3 separate regions of the Mus musculus genome follow, and all the other regions are linked to region 3. Evidence: chromatin loops called from intact Hi-C (ENCODE). Cell type or tissue: gastrocnemius. All regions are shown on one strand.

Evidence for each region. A loop is a pair of places that touch in the nucleus more often than their neighbours do. Peaks named below come from ENCODE experiments on the same cell type or tissue, not always from the same donor. Only the 100,000 strongest peaks of a DNase experiment are listed, where the experiment ranks them.
Region 1: it touches region 3 in a loop (13-fold over the local background); 31 of 42 quality-filtered maps call a loop at or near these places.
Region 2: a loop joins it to region 3, with 2.1 times the contacts of the local background. A loop is called at or near these places in 20 of 42 quality-filtered maps.

What each region holds. Positions count from the first base shown.
Region 1 is chr17:25,472,525-25,480,524 of GRCm38, forward strand. Tekt4 (tektin 4) reads left to right here. Exons shown (of 6, transcript NM_027951.1): 2 at 1,212-1,282; 3 at 1,592-1,735; 4 at 2,116-2,338; 5 at 3,035-3,189; 6 at 3,798-4,070. The coding sequence ends at 4,014. Among named protein-coding and RNA genes, the nearest start is that of Tekt4, 4.9 kb to the left of the region's middle. In gastrocnemius, CTCF peaks have their summits at 1,976 (motif pointing right) and 2,330; DNase peaks (open chromatin) are centred at 1,978, 2,320, 3,595 and 3,999; H3K4me3 peaks cover 594 bases.
Region 2 is chr17:25,402,765-25,410,764 of GRCm38, forward strand. The region is part of intron 2 of Cacna1h (calcium channel, voltage-dependent, T type, alpha 1H subunit); the gene reads right to left. Among named protein-coding and RNA genes, the nearest start is that of Gm33617, 19 kb to the left of the region's middle. In gastrocnemius, no CTCF peak of the experiment used is centred here; DNase peaks (open chromatin) are centred at 3,474 and 3,955; H3K4me3 peaks cover 286 bases; H3K27ac peaks cover 2,004 bases.
Region 3 is chr17:25,694,293-25,702,292 of GRCm38, forward strand. No RefSeq gene overlaps it. Among named protein-coding and RNA genes, the nearest start is that of Gm22645, 4.1 kb to the left of the region's middle. In gastrocnemius, CTCF peaks have their summits at 4,351 (motif pointing left) and 7,019 (motif pointing left); a DNase peak (open chromatin) is centred at 4,350.

The DNA of each region.
Region 1 (8,000 bases), 220 kb before region 3:
AGGATTTCTCAGTGTATCTCTGTCTGTCCTGGAACTCACTCTGTAGACCAAAGCTGGCCTCAAACTAGGAGATTTACCTGCCTCTGCCTCCCAAGTGCTGGGATTAAAGGCGTGCGCCACATTCTTCTGGCTGAGGTTGTTTTGTTTTTGGCTAAGCCAAAGGCTCCCCCGTACCACCATGCATGCCCCTTGCAGTGCTATTGGTGTTCAGGGTAGAAAGCCGGGCCAGCCAGTGTTGCATGTATGGAGGGCTTGTGGATGCCCATGGCATCTGCTCTCTCTCCCCAGAGCCCCAGAACCCCAGAGCCTGAGCTTCAATGTTCTCCTAGTATACACTATAATCCCAGTGTCAGGGAAACTGAGGAAGGAACACGAGCTCCAGGCCAGCCTGGACTACATATGAGACTCTTAAACAAACACCAAAACCCAAACTGAACCGAAAACAAACCCTGCCACGTCCCCCTCCCTTCATCGGGTACCTTTCCCTCAAACCCCAGCGCAGCTTGCTTTGGGGAGTCTTGTGTGATTATGGGGCCACTCAGCCTGGGTGCCACACAACTGGGAATTCCTCAGAGCTGGCGCCTCCTGTGGTAGCCTCAGGCCCATGGGCAAGGATGAATGATGGAGCTGGGGAATAAACCGCCAGGCTGGGGCCCCAGAGAACTCCTGTCCTACCCCTAGGCCTTGCCCACTTCGGCCAGTGGGTGCAGAGATGGGAGAGGGACCGAGGACACTGGACACTGGAGATCATGGCCCAGGTGGGTTTGAGCACAAGATAATCCTGGCACCCAGAAAATGTTGGGGTTAAAGGAAACTTAGAGTTTCCTACCTATTCTTGGTGGGAAGTGGGCAGACAGAGGGCATCTGATGTCCCGTGGGCTTGAGTTCCTCAGAGGCAGTATAGAGCTCGATATAAGGCTGGTATGCTCCTCAGGAAACTGTGGGAGTTTTGGGGATGATCCCAGAGTCTGGACAGCTGTCTTAGGTGACCCAACAGCAAAAAGATACCCTTTAGAGGAGACACTCACTTGCAACATGCTAACACTACCCGGAGTGAACGTCGCACACAAGGGCTGAACCTTTTTCTGGGGGTGGAGGGGGGACAGAGATTAAGGCAAAAAGTCAATGCTGGTGAGGTCCATACCTTGGCTCCTGCTGAGTCCCCGAGTCTCTGAGCAGGGTTGCTCAGAGAGGACCGGTCTCATTTCCAGGAAACCGAGCTGATCAGGAACATCCAGGAACTCCTGAAGAGGACGATAGGACAAGCCGTGGACCAGATACGGTGGGTCACAGCAGCCCCTGAGGGACCCGAGGGCTGGACTCTGTCCCCAAGGCTGGTCTGAGGTGGAGGCAGGACAGGTAGGGACCTGACACTGTGGCTGAGAGGTCAGAAGGCTTCCAAATCTTAGCTAGTGGAATGCAGGCTCTGCTCAGCGAATACAACCATCTCCACTTTTGCTCTGGAACCTGGGCACTGCTGGCCATGGAAGGCTGTCTGAGCACAAACTGGAGCTGAAATGGGGCCTGCTTCCCAGGGCTCCCTGGCACACAGTGAGCCCTAAACCCCGCCCCCCCCCCTCATGCCCTCCAGGCTGAACAGGGAGCATAAGGAGTCGTGTGAGATGAACTGGTCGGACAAAGTGGAAGTCTACAACATTGACGATACCTGCTCCCGCTACACCAATGAGAGCACCCAGGTGCAGTTCTATCCGCATTCCAGCAAGTTCGAGGAGAGGTAGGATTCTAGGCTCTGTAACCCGTTTGTCCCTGCCACTCTCCGCTCTACTTCCAAAATCTGAGGAAGGACTCCTGCCCCCACGAGAACCTGGCCCAGCTCTCCTGGGGAACCTCTGTCTGCTGTTGGGGTGGACTAACTGGAAAGCCCCTTACTCAAGTGCCTGGCACCCACAATTCACACAGGGCTAGTGCCCTGTGGGTGGCCTGGAAAGCGTTTCTGCTCGTGACCAGTAGAGGGCAAGCAAAGGATCTCTAGAGGCATGGGAGAACCTCGGTATATCGGTGTGAGGGAGGAATCCGGGGTACACTGGGGATCGCTGACAGTGCGGGAGTCTCTGTGTGACTACACCCTGACCAGGCCGCAACTTCCACCCTCAGTGCTTCCACGCCCGAGACGTGGGCCAAGTTCAATCACGACAACCTGCTTCGAGCCGAGCGCGAGCGGCTAGCCTCGGTTAACCTGCGGAAGTTAATTGACTGCATCTTGCGGGATACGGCCGAGGACCTGCGGCTACAGTGCGATGCAGTGAACTCGGCTTTCTCAAGCCGCTGCCAAGAGCTGGACGACTCACTCCAGAAGCTGCAGTACCACCTTCGAAAGGTGGGAGCGCAGGGCTCGCCCGCCTTTGGACACGCCCACTTGTTTGAGCACATCAGGACACGCCTACCAGCGAGCCCATCCCATGCTTAGGATACACCTACTCACATCTGTGCATGTCTCCTTCTCGTGCTCGGACCCCACTCAAGCCACGCCCATCCCTTGCCTAGGACTTGGGTTCCCTTATCCACAGGGACCAGGGTTGCTATCCACTTTGCTTAAGTCACCACTTGGCTTCAAGAGTCCTTCTGTGACCAGCTCACCCTGAAGCAGACATCCATACACTTCTGTAGATTCTCTGATTTGATGTAAAAGCAGTTTTGGGGAGTGATCTTCTGGCACCTCCACTGCTGACCAGCAGGAGCTGTGTGCTATGGGGTTGGGAAGAAGATAGTATGGGAGCAGAGAGTGGTTTTGGGGTCCTGCTTCTAAATTCCCGTTGTGGCCTATCTAGCCTCTAAGACCTGACTTTTGTAGCCAGCATTAGAGAGCAAACAGACTGCCCCGACTCATGAGACCCGCTGAGAGCCTTGTACAGGGCTGCCCCTGGACACAGGCGGAGGACTCAGAGTGTCTTGTCAAGGCTGGGAGACTAAGGGCAACTGGTTTAGCCCATCCCACATGCTGGGTTAGGATAGGCAGGTGCCCTGTTTGCTCCAGAATTTGAGGCAGCCTCAGGTTCACATACTGCCCTTACAGACCCTGACGGAGATCACAGACCAGGAACACCAGATTGCAGCCTTGAAGCAGGCCATCAAGGACAAGGAGGCCCCTCTGCGTGTGGCCCAGACTCGCCTTTACCAGCGGTCACACCGGCCCAATGTGGAGTTGTGCCGGGACAATGCCCAGTTCAGGTACTGCTTGCTGTTTGAGCAGCCCTGGAAGGCTGGGGTCATCCTTGAGGCCCTTTAGTCTTACTCAGTACTTGAGGCTACCATGAGCCCCTCCTGCAGGATCAGTCCTACATATGAGCAGACATAGTGCTTGTGGGGAGGGCTCTGGAGGGGTTTTGAGTGTCAGAAACAGCACAGGATCCTGTGCAACACTCTGGGATGCTTTGCCTTCCTGGAAGAAGCCTAGAGTCTGGAAACCTAAGATTCATGAGGCCACAGGGCAGGGAAGCCTGGCAGGGCAATTCCAGTATGCCCTTCTAAGCATAAGCGTCTGTCTTCTTCCTTCTTCCTCTACCGTAATTTTGTTCTATAAATCAGTTTTCAGGATGCCATTGCTTATTTTCGCCACAAGGTGGCAGTGTTTCAAGACTCCCTTTCCCTGCTTCAGCGCAGCTGAGGGAGGCCCTCTTTGGACTAGAAACGAGGGCCTTTTTAACCCATGCAAGTTCCCAGGAATTTTTGCAACATTTGCCACTTTGGTGGAGTCTGTGTAAGCCTGTTGGGATCCTCTGTAGCGTCACTGCCCTTTCCTTTGTCTCTCCCCCAGCTTACTGTTCCTTTCCTTGCAGGTTGCTGAGCGAGGTGGAGGAGTTGAACATGTCCCTCAGAGCGTTAAAGGAGAAGCTTCAGGATGCGGAGCAGGCACTGCGGAACCTGGAGGATTCACGCATGAGTCTGGAGAAGGACATCGCAGTCAAGACCAACAGCCTCTTTATCGACCGCCAGAAGTGTATGACCCACCGCAACCGCTACCCCAGTGTCCTCCAGCTGGCTGGCTACCAGTGACTGGGGCTGGCACCTGGCCTCACTGCTTCATTCAAATAAAGAGCTCTTTAGTTTTCCGCCTAGAGTGGCGTGGGGCAGGGTGAAGAGGCTTTCGGTTGGACAGGTATTTCAGAACTGACACAGCCAGGCTTTGTCCAAGAGCCTATCATCTTCCACACTTCAGGGGAAATGGTCTGTCCAGGTGAGGCCAGGTACTCCCCCACAGCCCCACTTAGAGCCCCACCAAGCCTGGTTTCTCCTATGTCACCAGCAGTTCGAGGGACTTGTGTGTCTGTTGGGCATAGTGCATTGTTCTCTCTCCCTTTTATCTCCCAGGCCTGAGGCTTGGCTCACCTCCCTTTGATGACAATGGCTCTCCTGCAGTCAGCCCCACTCAGAGAAATTATCCAGGCAGAACCCCACCCCAATCACACCCAACTACTCCCCCCCCCCAAACTCAGCACTGCTCACTGTCCAGGGCTCCCAGGATGGAGCCAGGAGGGGCGTTAAACCCTGTGACTGTGACTCAGGGGTAGGGGGACTTGTTTCTTGTCCTGGACTGTTGGGGGAAGGGAGGGGAGTTATATGCCGCCACCACCACAAGCTACCCACACATAGATAGACACCAGACCCCATTCTGGCCCCTGCTCCCCTGTCTGGTGATATCTGCTCCAGGGGAAATTGCCACGTGTCCCCATGCTCCTTGCAGGTCAACATCTGGAGAGGTGGGTTTTACAGACATCAGAGTGTTCCTGGAAATCAAAGCCTGGAGAGGGATGTGGGACAGCTGTGTGGGGACAATTGAGGACAGACAGGGCTTCCTGGAGGTGGCAGCCTGGATTTCACAGCAGACACCACGGTGCTAGTTCTGGACCAGGGGAGAATGTAACCATATTGGGCTGATGGGGTGGTTTCTCATCTACTCTGGAGTTTACCTGGATCAGGCTCTTCAATTCCCTGGACACATTGTCCTTGGTTCCCTTGGGAGGATGTGTATGCAGTGGGCTCTTATCAGCTTCCTGAGAAGATGTGTGGTCCCTGAAAGAGTGGCCCAGTTCAGACAGAAAGGTCAGCCTAGGACCCTGCCACCAGCACCTACCTGCCAGACAACCCCAGTCCCGGGCCTTCGTTGCCGTAGCCTTTATCCTTTCTCTTCAGCCCCTGCAGTCAGGGGTGGGTGAGACATCGGGTCCTCCCTTCATTACACTATTCAGAGGACATGTCACCACGGAAACCATGCCACTTGTTACTGTTGTTGGTCACCACAGCGACAGCCAGAAAGCTGTGCCTGCTCTTTGGGGTGCCGTTAAAAATGTGCCCCGGGTACTGCTGCCATAGGATAGGTTTAGGGGTACATGACACCTGTGGGCCTGCACCCCGATACCTTATAGGTGAGAGGCTAGGAGCAGAGGCTGAAGGGCACTCGAGCTGCCCACTTGCCCCTGGCCTCTCCCAGGGAAGTAGAAACCATCCAGGAAGAGGATCAATCTGAGCTTCCTGGATGATTGAGAGGTGAGGCGGCCTCTCAGTCTCCATCGAGGCCATTCTGTTTGCTCCCATCAGCAGAGCAGGCAGGCTGCCTCTGACTCCCCAAGGATGGTGGTCTAGCAGTGGGATGGTGCACAGACTTGAAGGCAGGGCAGCTGGTCACTCTTTTAAGTATGCCATGTGTTACCCCACCACGGTGGGCCCTGCCATTTTATAACTGGAGAAAGCAAGGTGAGGAGGGCCTCTGGCCCCTCATGCTCACACCCCAAAGAGCTAGGAGATTAAACCCCCCACCTGTGGCCTCAGACACCTGGGCCATGCAAGTGAGCCTTACCCCTAGGGTCTGATTTCTTCAGGTGAAGCTGGTGACCACAAGGTAATGAGGAAGCTGCTGCCACTGTGAGACCATCCAGACACAAGCAGCCATTTCTTTGCTAGAGATCCCTGTAGCTTACTCCAGGAGAACCCCTCTGACTCCATGTCCCAGGCATAGGGAGATAACAGAGCAAGGATTCCAAGCTACCACAGCAAGCAGGAGGGTCGTCTGTCTGCCTTGGGATGTCCTTCTGCCACATGACCTTTCATGAGAAGACTCTAGTCAGTCCAGCTAGGTGCAGGCACTGACAGACCAAAGAAAGGGGTCCGGCCAAGTCCAGCTTAGTGAGCTGGGGAATTTACCGTATTACTTGTGGGTACCTGTCGGTACCCTAAGGCAGGTATACCATCTGGAGTTTCCTTGGGCAGCTTATGGGCAACTGCACCACTAAAGTGTCCCACCAGCAGCATGGATAGCTCTCAAAAACCCAAAGATTCCTCCAACACCACCCCAGCCAAGCTCTACCTCCTCTGGAGGACGGCAGTTTGCCATGAGGACCTCTGAGACTTCCCCCTCCGAGAGTCAGCCCATAGGCTGGATCTCAAGAGTCTCAGGCTGAGTGATTCAAGATAGCAGTGGTCATGTCCAAGCTAAGGAGACTGCCATGTAACGCCATCTGCCCCATCTGGGTCCATGGTTTAAAGTTGAAAGAGGAAACACAGGTGCTCTCCCAAGGGCTGTGCTGTCCAGGGATGTCTATGGGACAAGTGTTGGATTGCTTGAACTTTTCCTGGGGGTTTGGAGGACACTTTCTCTCCTCTCCCCACCCCACCCTCTCTCTGCTGCTTCCCCCCCACCCCTGTATAGGGCACTAACCACAGACCAAAGTATGGATCCACCCAGTTCTAGCTTGTCAAGGCAATGAGTATGTTAAATGGCTTTACCTACAGAACATGGGTGAGGGGTTACTTACAGCCACGTGGGCACACCCTCACCCCAACAGCTGCATCACTGAACCATCTCACCCCTGCACAGCTGCCACCTCACACCACTCCATCCCCGAGGTAACCCTGATGTTCTATATACTCTAACATCTCCTGAGCCACTGAGACTGCACACAGCTGACACGAAGGGGTAGGAAGGAAGGGCTGAGGTCACTGTTGAGGAGTGTGGAACCCTCCCACCCTCTCCTTTGATGAGGAAAGTCAGCAGCTCCGATCGTGAGGGTCACACATAAGCGTTCACAGCTTCTCTGTTGGCAATGCTAAGAACTGTTATGGCTGAAGGAGAGGATTCCATAGCAGGCGGGCATGACCTGTTGGAGGAGAAGTGGAAAGAAAGGGCCATGGCCAGCTTCCCCAGCCCCATGTGACCATCAAGGGACCCCAGTGTCTCAGAGTCAACCCTGTGTTCCATCTAGAACACTGAATGGCTGAGCCTGGATACAGGCTGCCCTGCCTTACCTGGGTTGCCCCTCAGCTTCCCTCCAACCACACAGGTCTCCTTGCCTAGTGAGCCACCTGTCTGGACCACATGGTCACTCTCTTGGAAACCAAGAATTGATCCTATGGCTCTAACTATGGACCTATTACCCATTCTGCCTTGAACTGGCTGCTGTGGGGTCTGTCTTTGTGCACGTGGCCTCAGGCCCCTCCTCCTGTCACTTAGTCCATGCCCTGAACTGGGGGCCTGGACAAACTTCTGATGCTCACCAAGTTATCTCTGCTAAGTTACCCCATCACCTTCCTGGACTACTGATCACCTCTATGGGGGGAGGGGGAGGGTGTTATTCATAGAGTGTTAAGTTGCTAAGTCTCTGATGCCTGGGCACCCCAGCTGCCCTCTCTGGCACAAGCTTCCAGGCTCCCAGTGCTGTACCATAGAGAGCAAACCTTTGCAGGCTTCTGGGCAAGGGACGGCAAAGCGTGTGCATAGTTTTTCCCTGGCACAGCAGGACATCTACCGCTGGGGGCCATGACACCCTGTCGTCACGGTGATGCTGGTGGCTGCTCTCAGCCAGAGCTATTTCTGGCCTGAGACTCGATGTCCTGTTCACTGAGTCACCCTGAATGCTGACCCCTCTGCTCAGCATCCATAGACACATACGTCTGTCCCCTGACCAGAGAGACAGCCCTGCCCCCCACGCCCCAGCAGATAGAGACTTGAAAACCCCATACTGCTCCCTAGCCTTCAACTCCTGGAA
Region 2 (8,000 bases), 290 kb before region 3:
CTTGAACTAGGAGTACTGGGCTCCCTAAACCAAAGGCTGAGCAACCTCTGGTTGGCAGATAGCAAGGAGCTCTTACCTAGGCCTTTCCAGGAGCCAGGTCATGAATTACCAGGGCAAAGAGATAATAAGAAACAGAGTACAGAGGCACATCTGCCCCGGGCTGCCAGTCCAGTGAACCTGGCCCAGTCTTCCTACTCCAGGGTTGTGTGAGGGGTTACATGCTCCGTGCTTAGTGGCCTCCACCAGGCACAGCCCAGGTGGTTGGCTCATGTGGTCTGGATGTGATTGTATAGGTTGGTCCCTCAGGCACTGCTGTACTAGGTTACCTATGGTGCTCACTCTATGGCACTGGGCATGTCTGGGGCAAGGTGTCTGAAGATTTCAGGATTCTCCAAAGGAAGACAGAAACCATCCAGTAAGAGATGACACACTTCACACCGATGTACCTTTACCTGGCTGAGGTCTCCAGCTCTGAGGTCCCACAACCCTAGCCTTTTCCTTCCTTGTTCTCCTTGGGCTGCCCCTCAAGGCCAGGGACTAGTCTATAGCATGGCTCACTCCTCAAACTCTTAGTTCCCATCCTCAGCCCCAAATAACTGGGCCCCCATAGTGTCATGTCTCACAGTCCATTGTGACCCAGAAACATCCCTCCGAGAGGCCCCAGATCTGTCCTTGCTCCTGCTACGACACCACCCCTCAATCCATCTAAGCTGCCTCTAAAACACGGCAGCAGCTCAACACGCTGCCATGGCTTCCTAGTGCCCTGGCCACATAATCCAAGCCAGAGCTCTGTGTAGCCTAGCCTGGGAAAGCAATACTCAACTCCCATTTTGTCCTGGCTGCTCCAAGGATCCAGTCCCCTGCTACTCCCCACGATGACCTCTCTAGCCTGTAGGGTGGCCCTCTCAGTGTCCCTGTAAGTTATAATGAATGGAGCCTCAGCGAGTGACTGTTAGGAGCCTCTACTGAGGCACAGATTCCTTCATGCAAGCTCAGCAGAGGTGTCTCTGGTGTCTGTTCAAATCAGAAGGCTCTGGGAAGATGCTCGGAAGGGCAGGTAGGTCACCACTAAGTAGAACATGACTCCACTGCAGGGGATAAGGGGTCTCTCCATCCTTACGTGCTCCCTCATGACAGGGTGACCCACACCTTGGATTGGCTCCCTCCAGATGGGCAGGATGGAGCTCTGTGGCTGAGATCAACTGTAACCCTGGAGGGAACCCCAACGCTGGACAAGATATTCTAGCGACTTCACAAGTCAGGGTAGGTGGAGCCTGTTATTCCTTTCCCTGGGGATGCCTGAAATGCACAGGGGGCCTGCAGACACCTGGGTATGGCCATATCCTCCAGTCTGACATTGCTACCCACGACCTACTGCAAACAAAGCCAGCCCCCCAGCCCTCTGGGTCTGCATGCCTTCCTTGTTCCCCAGGAAGAGGTGGTGGAAATCCCAAGCCTTTCTCACAGGTCAGTGCCCAGGGAGCTCTCTGTAGGCATTTGTCCTGGTCTCCCGTCAGGTCTCAGGGGCGGAGCACTCACTCTGCAGGATGTGATGATTGAAGGAGGTTTCTCTTTCTTCCCTGAGGCTGTTGCCATGCCAACAGGCTGATAATAAGGTGAGGAGGAACCTGGAGACCCAATTAGGGCAAAGGCAGAGGGGATCCCCAGCCCAGCTCCATTTCCAAAGGTTTCCATCAGACCTGGCCCAGCTCGGCTACCCATTCCTGCATTGTACCACTGGTCTCAAGATGGGGGAATGTATGTGAATATCCTTTTCAGGTCTGGGATTTGGGAAAGATAGGGATGACAGGAGGGGTCAGGACAAGGCAGTCAGTCCTGTTGGGGTCATCGGAGTGATCCCACACAAGAAACACAGGCATGGGTGGCAGCTTCCTTTCCCCTGTCCCTCCTTGAGGAACTCAGTGTGTCCTACTCCACCCCCACCCCTCATTAGACCCCTGTACTTGGGCCAGCTGGTCCGACCCAGAGCTTTCCAGAAGTGGACCGTTGAGTGTGTGCGCATTTGTTCCAGCTACCACAGGACCAGCTGTACCTCCGCCTAGGTCCCTCCTAGGACGGGGGTGGGGGGTGGGGGGGATGCGCAGCTGTTACCTAAGGTCACCTGGGTCTCAATCTCTCGGCTCTCCTTCCATCAGTACAGGAGGCATCCAGAGCTGAGACAAGTGGTTTGTCGCCAGATGCTCAGGGCTCAGTACTGCCACAGGCAGTGGCACCACACGCTAGCTCCACCAGGTTCAGGGTTTGTCCCCCCCACCCCCACCCCCACTTCAGGTAGGCTGGAGGGAACAGGTGCAGGGTAGTTGATGCGATGCATCCCCTCTGTCCAAAGCTCAGGATCTTGGGGTGGGGGGAATCTTGGCCATGTCCTCCCCTCACCACCTCTCTAACCCGCCCCCTCCGCCCCCCAATGCCTAGTCAACCTGCTTCCTGCTCTCCATTCCCATTCTTTGAGACCTTTTTCCTTTATCCCCACCCCCATGGCCAGGCCCAGGGAACATGGCCTGGGAGCCTGGGCCTAGGCCTGCGTGACTCACGGCAGGCTGGGCTGAGCTGGGGGTGGGGGTGGGGGGTGGGGGTGGGGAGTGAGGGCAGCCGACCAAACATGGAGCTGTTTGTTCTCCAGCTGCCTGCTCTGCTCAGGGTCACCCAGGGGAAGGGGGGGGGGCAGGCTGTCTGTGGGAGAATACTTCCTCCTGAGGCCAGGGTGTGGGAGCCACTCCCCACTCTAGCCCCTCAAACGGGGAGGCCAGGTCACTGGGAATACTCAGCTCTAGCTGCCAGAACATTCTATTTCATCCTCATCCTCCCCCAACCCTGTGAGGCACTCTGCTTCCCTGTCCCTGATTAACAACTGCGGTGAGCTGGTCCCCATAGCCTGGGTCATGTACGGCAGCACCACCCCCCTAGCTCATTGCTCTGGCCCTAGATAAAGTGTGTGCCTGGTCAGCCGCAGGGGCAGGCTCTACAGCGGGGCACCCAGAGCCTGGCTTGGATACCAGACGTGTACCCACGTGTAAACTACTATCTGATCCAGTGTACTGTACATGTCTCAAACACACACAACAGGGGCACTTGGAGTGCATTGTAAACACACCCTATGAGGTCTTCAAAGGGGGCAGGACCCCAGGTCTTCCCAGGCCAAGCCCCCCTATCCGCAGAGACTGACATCGTGGAGCCCCGCTGAATACATGCCAATGGCTCTAATTGTGCAGTTTTTAAAGCCATGCTAATTAGAAAGTGCGCTAATGTCTCTGCTTAGCTCTTAATAAAGAGCTTGATTCGGGATCTTTTCAAGGGATAATTGAGTGGAAAAGTGCCTGATCCCACCCCTCTAGTCCCTGTGCCTGCAGGAAGGCAGGCTGTGTGGGCGAGAAACCTCACCCAGACTCTGCCAGCCACTTGGTGGCAGCATGCACACCCCGCCCCACCCCCAGAACACCATGGGGTGCTGCTTGGAAGGGGAGCCCCTGCTTCTCACATTTTCCAGACTCTCCCGGTTAGTCCTCACTGAGGACCAATCATAGTGACAGCCCCTCCCCACCAGCTGCTCCACTCAGGACTACCAGTGTAATCCCGGGAGGAGGCAAGAGGGCCTGGCTTGACCTCTGCCCAGTGGGATTCCCCAAGAGCATCCTGAACAACCTTCTCCAGTGGTCCTGGAAAGGAAGGATGGACAGTAGACAAAAACTGAGCCAGGTGACTTACTGGGGAGGAGGACGGCTGGTCCACAGGATGGGCTCTCAGGGACCTCTCTGCTGGAATTCTCTGGGCCAGAAATAACTGCCTGGGCCTCGCTGCACAGCTGCCTGAAGCTCAAATTAGTGACCCAAGGGGATTGGACACTCCTTCCATGGGAACATGGCCTGGTATTCTTCCCCTCCCCCACCCCTCCCCCCACCCCCAGGGTCTGGCTCCTTTCTGCAGAACTGTGGTGAGCCCATCTGGAAGGAGCCCCCATGTGGCTTCTGTTCTCCATGGCTAGGTAGTATGGATAGGGGCCGGCCTGGGAGAGCACAGAGCAGGGCCCTTCTGTGGGACCCAGGACTGCCTACTGTAGTCCTGTGGGATCCTATGGTGCCTGGGCCTGGAGGCTGGGAAGAAACTCAAGGGAAGGGTCACGGGGTCTCTCTCTTCACTATGCAGTTTTGCCCCTTTCTGCCTAGGCTGCCCTATCCAGGATTTGGCCTCCTTCCTGTATCTCTGCTGCCTTAACCAGCTCCTCATAGTGCCCATTGAGGATGAAGAAAGTTATACTGGGAGGAGTCACTACCAGTCACATTATTGCCAGCAAGGCCCCCTGAGTCACGCCTCTCTCATGTCCCCACTGTATGCTCATCACACAGGTTGCCCTCTATCTGTAGACTTTATCTGTCCCTCAAGAGATGGAAAGGCTGAGTGGACCAGTGCTCAGGTGCTCAACTCCTCTGCAGGCTAGGGGCAGGCAGCAGCCTCTCTGGGTGGGCCTCGGCTCCCCAGTCCATGTGGCTGGGCCCCTTCTCTTTTCTACATACTACTAGAGACACTACCATCTCCACCTTAGTGAGAAAACCCAGCCTACACTTGTGATCTGAGATGTGTGTGTCGACTGCTGCAAACACAAATTTGTACTGACATGGGAGCTGGGATCCCAGGCATACTAGGAAAGGGGACAGACAGGGCACCTTGTGGCATGATGGCTGGCATCCATGGGAAACCAGGAACCCTGCTGCAGGCTGTGTTCCAACTGGGTCCTTGACCCCCACCCCCAATCCATCTATGCAAAGCCTGGCTATCCCCACCACTGTTGCCTGGCAACCGGGTATTTATTTAAAAGGGAAACCTCACAGCAATGCCTACCACCAGCCTGCTCTCCCAGCCTGGCGCAAACCCCTCTCTAGTTTTTCCGCTCCCACACCCTCAGAGACATTGCTCTACCTCTCCCTGAGCCCCAAGTCCATCCTAACCCTACCATCTACCCCCTGAAGCCCTAGAAGCACTGGGGGATAGTGGATAACACTTCAATAACTGTACTTTTCTAGCAGGGTGGAGGGCAGCTGCTATGGTCACAGATCCTGCCAGTCTGCCCAGCTCAAAAGCCCTCTGTGCCTGGGACTCCCTGGCTACAATGTGTGGGCACCGATGTATAAGATCCCAGATTTTGGTATGTTAGTGAGGCAGAGCCTCCTGGAGCTGCTAGGCTACTGGGAGCTCTGTATAGAGGGAGGCCTTACCCCCCTCCCCCCTAGTGGACAGTATCTAGAACCTTCGAGTTCCAGGTACTGGTGGTGAGTTTGGCACCTTCCCTCCCGAGGAACCCTAAACCTAGTTGGATGCTGGAAGACACTGAATCTATGCTGTTCGAGGCTGTCCAGCCCCTCCCTCCCTGTCAGGCCCCCTGTCCACACAGGGTTCTGGAATCCCCCTGACTCTTGGAGCCTCCTGTAAAAAAAAAAAAAAAAAAAAAAAAAAAAAAAAAAAAAAAAAAAAAAAAGGCAACTCATCCTCCTGCCTGCATCTGTCTGACAGGTTGCCAGACAGTTTCTTCATCTCTGTTGAGACACACACAAAGCCAGGTGAAACCTGCCCCCCATTTCTGTCATCTCTGGGCACCTCCCCTGTGGTCCTTCGGGGAAGCCCTGCCCTGAGCAGGCCTCATCTAGGCTGACCCTTACCACAGGTCCCCAAGCCTCACACAGCTTCCTTACACCTACACAGGGCCTGGCCTATATCCCAAAGGTGGCTCAGGCTGTGAATGACCTACTGGCTTTGGCCTTGTCCCTGTCTTCCCTCCATCAGCAGCCACGTTATTAATAGTGGTGACATTTAAAAAAAGATGGTCCAGACCCGCCCCCCCGCCCCGCCCCCGGAAAATCTGATTTCAAAGTGAAGCCTGCTGGACCTTGGTTTCCCAAGGCTGTTGCTTCATCCCTGGGACCAGGCATCCTGCTACCTGGGCATCAGCCCCAGCATGGCATCTATATACTATGGTCTCAGAGGCTCTGCCCCAAAGGTCAGAACCATAAGTCCTGCTCTTGCCCCTCTGGGAAGCCACTGCCCAGGTGCCAAGTTGGTTGGGCCAGGATGGCCCATACATCTGTTTCAGCTGTGACCCCGTGGTGGGTGAAGGTCATGATATGGAGGAGTCCCAGCTCCAGGCATACCCAGGCCCAGTGTGACACAAAGTGGAATGGGGAGGGAGTGGGACTTGCTGGTACTGGGAACTTTCACACAACATATGTTTTAGTCTGGAGGCTGGGAACCAAGATCACGGTGTAACAGGGAAGGTTTTGGGCCACAGGCAGCTGGCTCCTGTGTCCATAAATGGCAGAGATCTTGTACACAGGTGACTCTGAGGACCCTTACCCTCATAACCATATCTGATCACCACAGATCAGATAACACAACCCACAAAGGCCCCAGTTTCTCATTCTAATATACTCCTGGGATGTTACAGTGGAATTTAAGGGGAAACAGGCACTCAGTCCATGGCTAACGGTCAGTTAACCTTGGAAGGCCAGTCCCTATCAGGTAGAATAAGGATACGGGCTAGCTCCAGGACATGTGGACATGGGGCACAGATCATGTGAGGACGGTGGTGTGGGGACCCAGGAAGTAGACACCATACACACAGCCTGACATCTTTGGACTTATAACCTCTGTCATAGCATTTATGTGACAGGCTCTGTAGATATAACCTGTTCTGGTGGGAAAACTGATATTCAGGGTATCTCATCTGCCAGGTCACTGATGGGCCTAGCCGAGCACCCATCAGTGACTGTCACTCTCTGCCCACTGCCCCAGAGACAGCCCTTGTGCTCAGAAAATATGCATCTGCCACACCCTGCAGGGACAGATCCTTCTAGGCCCAGACTAACTTGCTTAGGCTAGGGAACAGCCAAACTCATGCGCAGGGTAGGACAACATAGAAACAACACAGACAATCACAGCTAGGCCACAGGCTTGCACCCCAAAAGTCACTGGTGGCTACCCGCCAGGCACTAATTACAGCTCCATGTGGCTCGCCTGAGGAATAGTCAGGGCGGCTCCAGCACAAATATTTCAAACCGCATGGTATTTTTGTTTAATGGGATGAAATTCTTTAAGCCCAGAACCCAGCTGAGCCATTATGCCAGCCAATTTACAGAGAAGTGGGAAGCAGTGTGCTGGAGCCTTACGTACAGGGCTCATCCACACGACTGGAGAGGAAGCCCAAGAGGCTAAGCTCACCCCACCTCCTAACCCCAGATCCCACCTTGGCCTAGAAATGTTGCAGCCTGGGGCCATAGGGTCAGGCAGAGCCGGTAGAACTCTAGGGGTGGGGCGGATGGTCATGCTGGGGGCCTAGTCGGGGGATACGGATCATGGCTGACCTGAGTCTGGTGGCAGCCAGTATACTCAGCGATGCCACTTCTCTCTCTGTTGAGGTAAACTCTACTCAGCCTCAAAAAGCCCATCTCGGGAAGTCTGTCCTGGGAAAGGACCAAATTCCTCTGTTGCTCTGTCCGTCACTGAGTGGGAAAATCCACCCACCAGGAGTACCTACTGGATGTCAGGGGTATGCTCCAGGTCCACGGACCCAAGGGCGAGCTCACAGAGGCTGGCCTTGATCAAGCTCGGTGCAGGGGACTGTGAAGGACAAACTCCTGATAGGCAAGCGGATGTCAGATAAAGCTCCAAGTGTAAGCAGTGAGGGGAGGGAGCCTTGAGGCCACTTGTGGACAGCACTAATGGCTGCAGCTCTGTGACAGGATCAGTGCAGGGCTCTATGGGCCCAAGCTATCATCCTACATAGAGGCCTTACAGTACAAACACATAAACAGAGCTTAGGAATGAGGAGCCTACTGGGTCTCCTCAGAGCACCCCAGAGCTTCCTCCAATAGTGGGATGACGACATGAGGAAGAGTCTTACAGTCAGTAGGGATTTATATCATCCTTAGTTTAAATGGATCACACTTTAGGGGCACCACCCACAAGAGGCATATCTGGACATGTATGCACAG
Region 3 (8,000 bases):
CACTACACGGGAGCACTAGGGACAAGCTGGAGCAAAAAGCTGAGTGTACGCGCGCGCGCGCGCACACACACACACACACACACACACACACACACACACACACACACGCCTGGACAGGGTCTCTGCTCCCTTGAGACAGTCACAGGAGGAGTCTAAGGCCAGCCAGTGTTGAGCATCACCTGGCCTCCTGCCCTCCTTGGAGCAAATGGGACACAGACTCTGAGATGGGAAGTAGCTTTCTTTCTTTCTTCCTTTCTTCCTTTCTTTCTATTTACTTATTTATATGTTTGTTTGTTTATTATATGTAAGTATACTGTAGCTGTCTTCAGACACTCCAGAAGATGGCATCAGATTTCATTAAGATGGTTATGAGCCACCATGTGGTTGCTGGGATTTGAACTCAGGACCTTTGGGAGAGCAGTCGGTGCTCTTAACCACTGAGCCATCTCTCCAGCCCCCTGGAAGTAGCTTTCTATGTCACTCCTGTTGTCCAGCTCTCCTGGGGACTCCAAACCCCTCCTCCTCACTAAGCCAAGATGCCTGGAGACCAGGCTGCTCTGAGGAACTCAGAAAGCCCACATACTTCATTACCAAAGAGAGAGCTTAATGATAAGTAAAGAAAAATGCAGAATACACCCAGTCGATGATATTCCTTCAAATGGGGGGAGGGCTGCTTGGGGGGTTTTAATCTTTGAGGTTTGTTGTTCTTGGTTTTCTTCGTTTTGTTTGAGAGAGATTGGATCAAGTAGCCCAGGCTACCCTCTACCTTGCTATGTAGCTGAGGATGACCTTGAACTTTGATCCTTTTGCCTCCATCTCTCCAGTGCTGGTGGAGTTACAGATAGATACATCCTGCTCTCTGTTGGTGATGGTGGCTTGGTTTTCTTGTTTTGGTTTGTTTGCTTGTTGTTTTTAATTACATTTACTGTGTGTGTATGACAGGGGTGTGCACAGGTATGTGTGGAGTCCAGAGCACAACTTTTGAAAGCACAACAAAGCCCTGCCTTGTGTGTCCCAGGGATCAAACTCAGGTCATTAGCCTTGGCAGCAAATGCTCACACACTGAGCTGGCTCACTGGCTCCGGGCTTGGTGTGGTTTTTATCAAATTGATTGATTGATGATTGATTGTGAAATGTGCATGTGTTTGTTTGTTTGTTTGTTTGTTTGTTTGTTTGTTTTGAGACAGGGTCTTGGTATGAATACCCAGAATAGTCTGAGTCAGCATCCTCCTGCCTCAGCCTCAAGTGCCAGACTCACAGATGTCCTCCTGCCTCAGCCTCAAGTGCCAGACTCACATCACAAATGTGCATCACCATATCCAACAACTTCTCTGATTTTCTAATAAAGGAATTCTGAGGATACGAGCTGAACCCCCAGAACACTACCGTGATCTAAATGAGGCTGACGTGGCCAGTGTTCACTCTGCAGACATCTATACACAAACACAGAAGGGTGGCCCACAGCCACAAAAACACCCTAAGTCCAATTCTAAAGAATGTCCCCTCTGGAAGACACTGGGCAGTGGACAATGCGTTCTCTTGTGCTGGTCTTCACAATGTCAAATAAACCTAACAATGAGCTCAGTAAAAATCTTGTTTGGGAGTAAATAAATACATAAATAAGGCTGGAGATACGGCTCAGTGTATAAAAACTCTTGCAGAGGACCTGAGTTCGATTCCCAGCACCCATGTGAGTGGTTCAAAACTGCATGAAACTTCAGATCCAGGAGATCACTCACACACACACACACACACACACACACTTTTTAATTTTTTTTAATTAAGAAAAGAAAGAAGGGGGCTGGTGAGATGGCTCAGTGGGTAAGAGCACCCGACTGCTTTTCCAAAGGTCTGGAGTTCAAATCCCAGCAACCACGTGGTGGCTCACAACCATCTTGTAACAAGATCTGACTCCCTCTTCTGGAGTGTCTGAAGACAGCTGCAGTGTACTTACATATAATAAATGAATAAATCTTAAAAAAAAAAAAGAAAAAGAAGGAAGAAGGGGAGGGTGCCAGTCCAACCAGTGGGACAGAGGTCAAATGAGGATTGTGTCCCAAGGACTTGATGCCCTGGATAGCCCAGGGCTCCAGGGGTCTTGTTTCTCTGTGCCACAGCCTAGCACAGCCAGCCAGGCAGACACAACAGCTGGCCTGCCACATGGACCAAAAAATGAGGAACAGGTGTGGAGGGGAGGAGACACTGGGCTTCTTCCCTGGAGCTCAAAACTGAGGACATGAGCACCTAAGCTGAGTCTTAACTCCTGTAGGACAGTCACAGGAGAAATCCAAGGCCACACAGTTTTGAACAGCCACCTGGCTTCCTGCTCCACTCAGAGCAAAGGGCACACAGTCTGTGTGGTACGGATGGAGTTACTTTCTATATCACTTCTGTTGCTTCACTCTCCTGAGGGCTCCACTCCTCCCTCAGCCCATGCTGGGGCTGCTCAGCTCTCCTCCCATCCCCCTCCCCTCTGGAAACAAGAACCTTCCGGTTCTCAATAGGGGAGGGCAAAGGGTCCCTGAATCCAGAGAGAAACCTGACAAAACCTGCTGGGGTCCTCCTCAAGAGAAGCCCTGCAGGAGCTTGATTACTGACAGTTGAGCGGTGTCCTGGGTGGGACCTGAGGTGGAGGAATGGCACTGGATAGCATCTGAGGGGATGTGACGAGGAACCCACGTAGCTTATAAAGATGCCCAGGGTCAGGGTCCAATCACTCCAGCAAGAAACAGGAGAGCAACATTGAACCTGAATAGCTAACCCAAGTTTTCTGTAAATCAGATGCTGTTAAGGAGGAAGAAGAAGAGAAGGAAAGAGGAGGAAAGGAGGAAGAGGAGGAAGAAGAGGAGGAAGAAAAGGAGGAGGGAGGAGGAGTCCTCTAAGGCTGGAGCTGCCATTCTCTGGTAAATGCCTTTATTGCACAAGCAAGACCCTGAGTTCATCCCCAGCACAGGGGACTATTAATTTTTTGGTGTTAGGGATGTTACCCAAGGTCTTGCTAATGCCAGCTTTTAATTCTTTCCTGAGCAACAGGATTCTCTATCATCATACCAGCACAGACTGTCCATACCACAACATGGAAAGACAATCTCTTGTTATGGGCTGGTTGAGTCCCGGGGAGCCAAGGACAGAGCTCCCAACTGGGCCCCTACCTACAGATGCCTCTAAGGAGTTTTCTGGCACCGTATCCTGGGGTCCAAAGACCTGGGCTCTGCAAGACAGAGAATGAGCAAACACACCTTTAATCCCAGCACTCAGTAGACAGAGGCAGGTGATCTCTGAGTTCAAAGCCAGCCAGGTCTACAGAGTGAGTTCTAGAACAACAAGGACTACACAGAGAAACCCTGTTTGGAAAAATGCAAAACTGAACAAAAACAATACAAAGAAAGTAGAGGAGGAGGAGGAGGAGGAGGAAGAAGAGAAGGAGGAAGAGGAGGGGCCAAGTATGCTCGCTTGCAGCCATGCTGATTACAAACAGAATTCTCTAAGCTAGTCTCACCCAAGGAATATTTAGTAACATCCTACCCCTCTGTCCTCAACCAAGAGGACTGAGACGATAGGCCGGGGAGGTAGTTTAGTGGTTAAACTCTTACCGCTCTTCCAGAGGACCCAAGTTCAGTTTCCCATGCCCACCTCAGTTGGCTCACAACTTTAGCTCCGGGAAAACTGATGCTGTCTTCTGGCCTCCTTAGGCACCTGCATGCATGTACATCTAACTTTATCCAGGTGCGCGAGCGCTCGTGCACACACACACACACACACACACACACACACACACACACACACAGATTTAAAATGTAAACAAGCACACAAACAAAAATAAAACATGTTAAAAAGTGGGGGCTTGTGAGGGGGGGCACAAGCTTATTGCCAGGCACGCAGGAAGGATCTCTGACGTCAATTCTCAGTTGTGCCTGGCTGTCGCAGAGACCTTTCAGGAAGATCTTCCAGAGGCCCAGAAAGAACAGGTAGTCTCTGTCCTTGAGGGTGTTAATGGAATGTTCCAGAAGTTTCATGACTACAGAGAAGCAAAGAGAAAAAGTTCTATACAAACCAAGTGTGGCCCGTTTCCCAGAGAAGCTTTTAAGTAAACATCACTGTTTTTGTTAGAATGTTATGCTACTGTCCAAGTTGCTATTTTAAAGAGATATTTTAAAAACATTCCTTTCCATTTCTAATAGACTGAATACTCACCAAAACTACCCACATGTCAAACATTCACAAGTTTTAGGATTATGAAGGAGTCCTGAGACCAGACTTTGTGAGGCGTAGGACCACACTATAAGGCTTCCAGAGCATTCGGAACTGGGAGTGTTAATCAATGGGTCTGAAGCGCCATCTAGTGGCCATGGTAAATGCAAACGAGTACAGAGCCTGGGTCATCAAAGAGATTCAAACACCAGCCCCTAGGTCAGAGACCACACCAGCTGCACAGCAAGGTATCCACTGGGCACTGCCAGTACCTAAAGCTGGTCTTCCAATGTGACTTCCCCTTCTATGCCACGGGATCCTAAGCAGCCTCCGTGTCTCCACCAGAAGATGCCTCCAGCCGTCCTCTGATGCGGAATCTTCAGGCTGAACGGAGTTCCTTAGGAACAGAACCACCCATGTAAGAGCCATTGTCGATCCCAATGGTAGAACTGTGGGTGTCTCCATTCTGTGTGCTTATTTCTTGCTTTGGGGGTCTTTCTGGATGGTCTGCCTCTCTGAGACTTCTCTGACAGGTCTGGGGCTGTTTGGTGTCTACAGTTTTTTCCAGCATATCCTCATATCTCTTCTCATCATGTATTAGCTCCTTGTGCTTCTCCCCTCTCCGGCCCTTGCACCGGCACCAGCTCTGGGCATCTTGCCCATGTAGAGCATCTCTTCTTTCCACATCTTTGGTCCATCCTTCTCATCTCCCCCACTGTGGTCAGCTTTACTCATCTCCTACTCTCAAACCTATGGCAATGTGGAAATCAGAGACAGTCTCATTGCGAGTGTGTGCCTGCTGCTGTGTCTTAGATGCTCTTGCCCCTATACCTCCCTGGGACTTGAAAACACAATGTTTCAAGGTTGCCTTCACCTTTCTCCTTGGCTGGAAATTACCCATGTGCTGGCATGAGGGCTATCCTCAAGTATGGCTGCCTCCAATGTCAGGGTATATTTGATTATTCTTTTCTGTGTCTTCTGGGCTAAGTGGAGTGGGATCTCAGGTAGAGACAGTTGAAGATTACCTTAGATCAACCTCAAGGTGTTGCTAGATCAACAGCAGATGACCTGGGCTAGTTCAGTTTGGATATGCAGTACATCCCCCACCCCACCTCACCCCACCCCCGTCCAAAGGCTCAGCTTTTGAAGATATTGTCCCCAGTGCAACGTCCAGAGGTAGAGTTTTTGAGGGAGCAACTGAATTGTGAGGGCTCTGACCCTTAATGCTTTCAAGGATTTGTAATTTGATGGCATTCTTGAAAGGGGCCTCAGTACAGGAAGTGGATCACTAAATGTGTGACTTTAAAGGGTATATCTGATTCCACAGCATGTATTCTTTCTCTCTGCTTCTTGGGTAGCTCACTCCACCACGTGCTCCCAACGGTGTTCCTGACCATGGTCCTCGGCAGCTCACTCCACCACGTGCTCCCCACTGTGCTCCCGACCATGGTCCTCGGCAGCTCACTCCACCACGTGCTCCCCACTGTGCTCCCGACCATGGTCCTCGGCAGCTCACTCCACCACGTGCTCCCAACTGTGCTCCAGACCATGGTCCTCGGCAGCTCACTCCACCACGTGCTCCCCACTGTGCTCCCGACCATGATCCTCGGCAGCTCACTCCATCACGTGCTCCCCACTGTGCTCCCCACCATGGTCTTCTGCAGCTCACTCCACCACGTGTTCCCAACTGTGCTCCCCACCATGGTCTTCTGCAGCTCACTCCACCACGTGCTCCCAACTGTGTTCCTGACCATGGTCCTCGGCAGCTCACTCCACCACGTGCTCCCCACTGTGCTCCCGAACATGATCCTCGGCAGCTCACTCCATCACGTGCTCCTCAGTGTGCTCCCCACCATGGTCTTCTGCAGCTCACTCCACCGCGTGCTCCATAGTGCTCCCGACCATGGTCCTCGGCAGCTCACTCCACCACGTGCTCCCAACTGTGCTCCCCACCATGGTCCTCTGCTGCTCACTCCACCACGTGTTCCATATCGTGATCCTCTGCCTCAACACAAGCCCACAGCAATGGTGCAAATGACTAGACAGAAACTTCTGAAATCATGCACCCAAACAAACATGTTCTCCTTTTAAATCACTACACCCACAAAAGCCCCAATCTGGAGGAATGGAGGCTGGTGATGTAGACAGGCAGTTTGTCTTAGTCGGGATTTCTACTGTTGTGACTGAACATTATAACCAAAAGCAGCTTGGGAGGAAAGAGGTCTCTTACATTCTCATTACATTCTCTTACATTTCCACAGCAGGGTTCACCTTGGAAGGAAGTCAGGACAGGAACTCGGAGGCAGGAGTTGCTGCAGAGACCAGTAAGGGTGCTGCTTACTGTATTGCTTTTCATGGCTAGTTCAGTCTGCTTTCTTATGCACCCCAGGATCACCAGCCCAGAGATGGCACCACCACAATGGGCTGGGCCCTCCAACATTAATCACTAATTAAGAAAGCACGCCATAGGCTTAGCTACAACCCAGTCTTATGGAGGCATCTTCTCATTTGAGGTTCCCTCTTCTCCCATGATTCTAGTGTATGTCAAGTTGACATAAAACTAGCCAGCACACAAGTTTACTACCAGTGCCTGAGGCTGAACCCCCAGTGTAGCCCCGCTGCCTCCCTTCACCGCTTCTGGACTCATTCTCGTGACACAGAGAGTATCCCCATTTCAGGAACCACCTGAGGATGGAACCAGCCTGTAGCACTTGCGGACACTCTCAGAAACAAGTTTCTTGGGCTGGAGAGATGGCTCAGAGGTTGAGAACACGAACTGAGTTCAATTCCCAGCAACCACATGGTGTCTCACGACCATCTATAATGAGATCTGGCGCCCTCTTCTGGCATGCAGGCACATGTGCAGGCAGATACTATGTACATAATAAATAAATCTGAAAGAAAGAGGGAGGGAGGGAGGGGAAGAAAGAAAGAGGGTTTTTGTGAGCCCCATATGCACAAACTCTGAGCCCCGCTGTGGGAACTCTTACAGAAGGATTCAGGACTACCAGCCTTTCATCACCATCTTTATAGAACCAAAGGCACCTGGCCCTGACCTCCCATGGCTCATCAAGGCTTGCCTTAGGTTCTACGAGGGGTCGGTACATTCTGGGTTTTTTTAGGGTTTTTTGAGACAGGGTTTCTCTGTGTAGCCCTGGCTGTCCTGGAACTCACTCTGTAGACCAGGCTGGCCTCGAACTCAGAAATTCACCTGCCTCTGCCTCCCAAGTGCTGGGATTAAAGGCGTGTGCCACCTCGCCTGGCTACATTCTGTTTTTATATTTGAGCATTATCTACAACTTCTGAACAACAGAAAAATCCCATTCTGAACCATGAAACCTCTAATCCAACAGTGTTGTGTACACTAATATCATTTATCTGTTTATTTTGCATGTGTGTGTACAGCATGCATGCACAGGTACATACGTGTGGGTGTACATGCATGTGTGTGGAGGCTAGGCATCAACTTGGGTGTTGTTCCTCAGGAGCCAGCTGCTTTAGTTTTGGAGACAGACTCTAGGACCTGAGGGTCCCCGAGTAGGCTAGACTGAGCAGCCAGTCGGCTCCAGGGATCCACCTGACTCTCCCTCCCCAGTACTCGGATTACAAACACACACTATATAAATTAGTCACGTTCTCTAGAGGAACAGAACTTATAGAATGGATATATTAGAATGACTTAAAGGCTGTGGTCCAGCTAGACTAACAATGGCTGCCTATCAATATAGAGTCCAAAATGTTCCCTCCAGAGGATGTAATACTGCTTTGGATTCACAGTTGTACCTGGCAGAGGCTACTCTAAAGGTTTC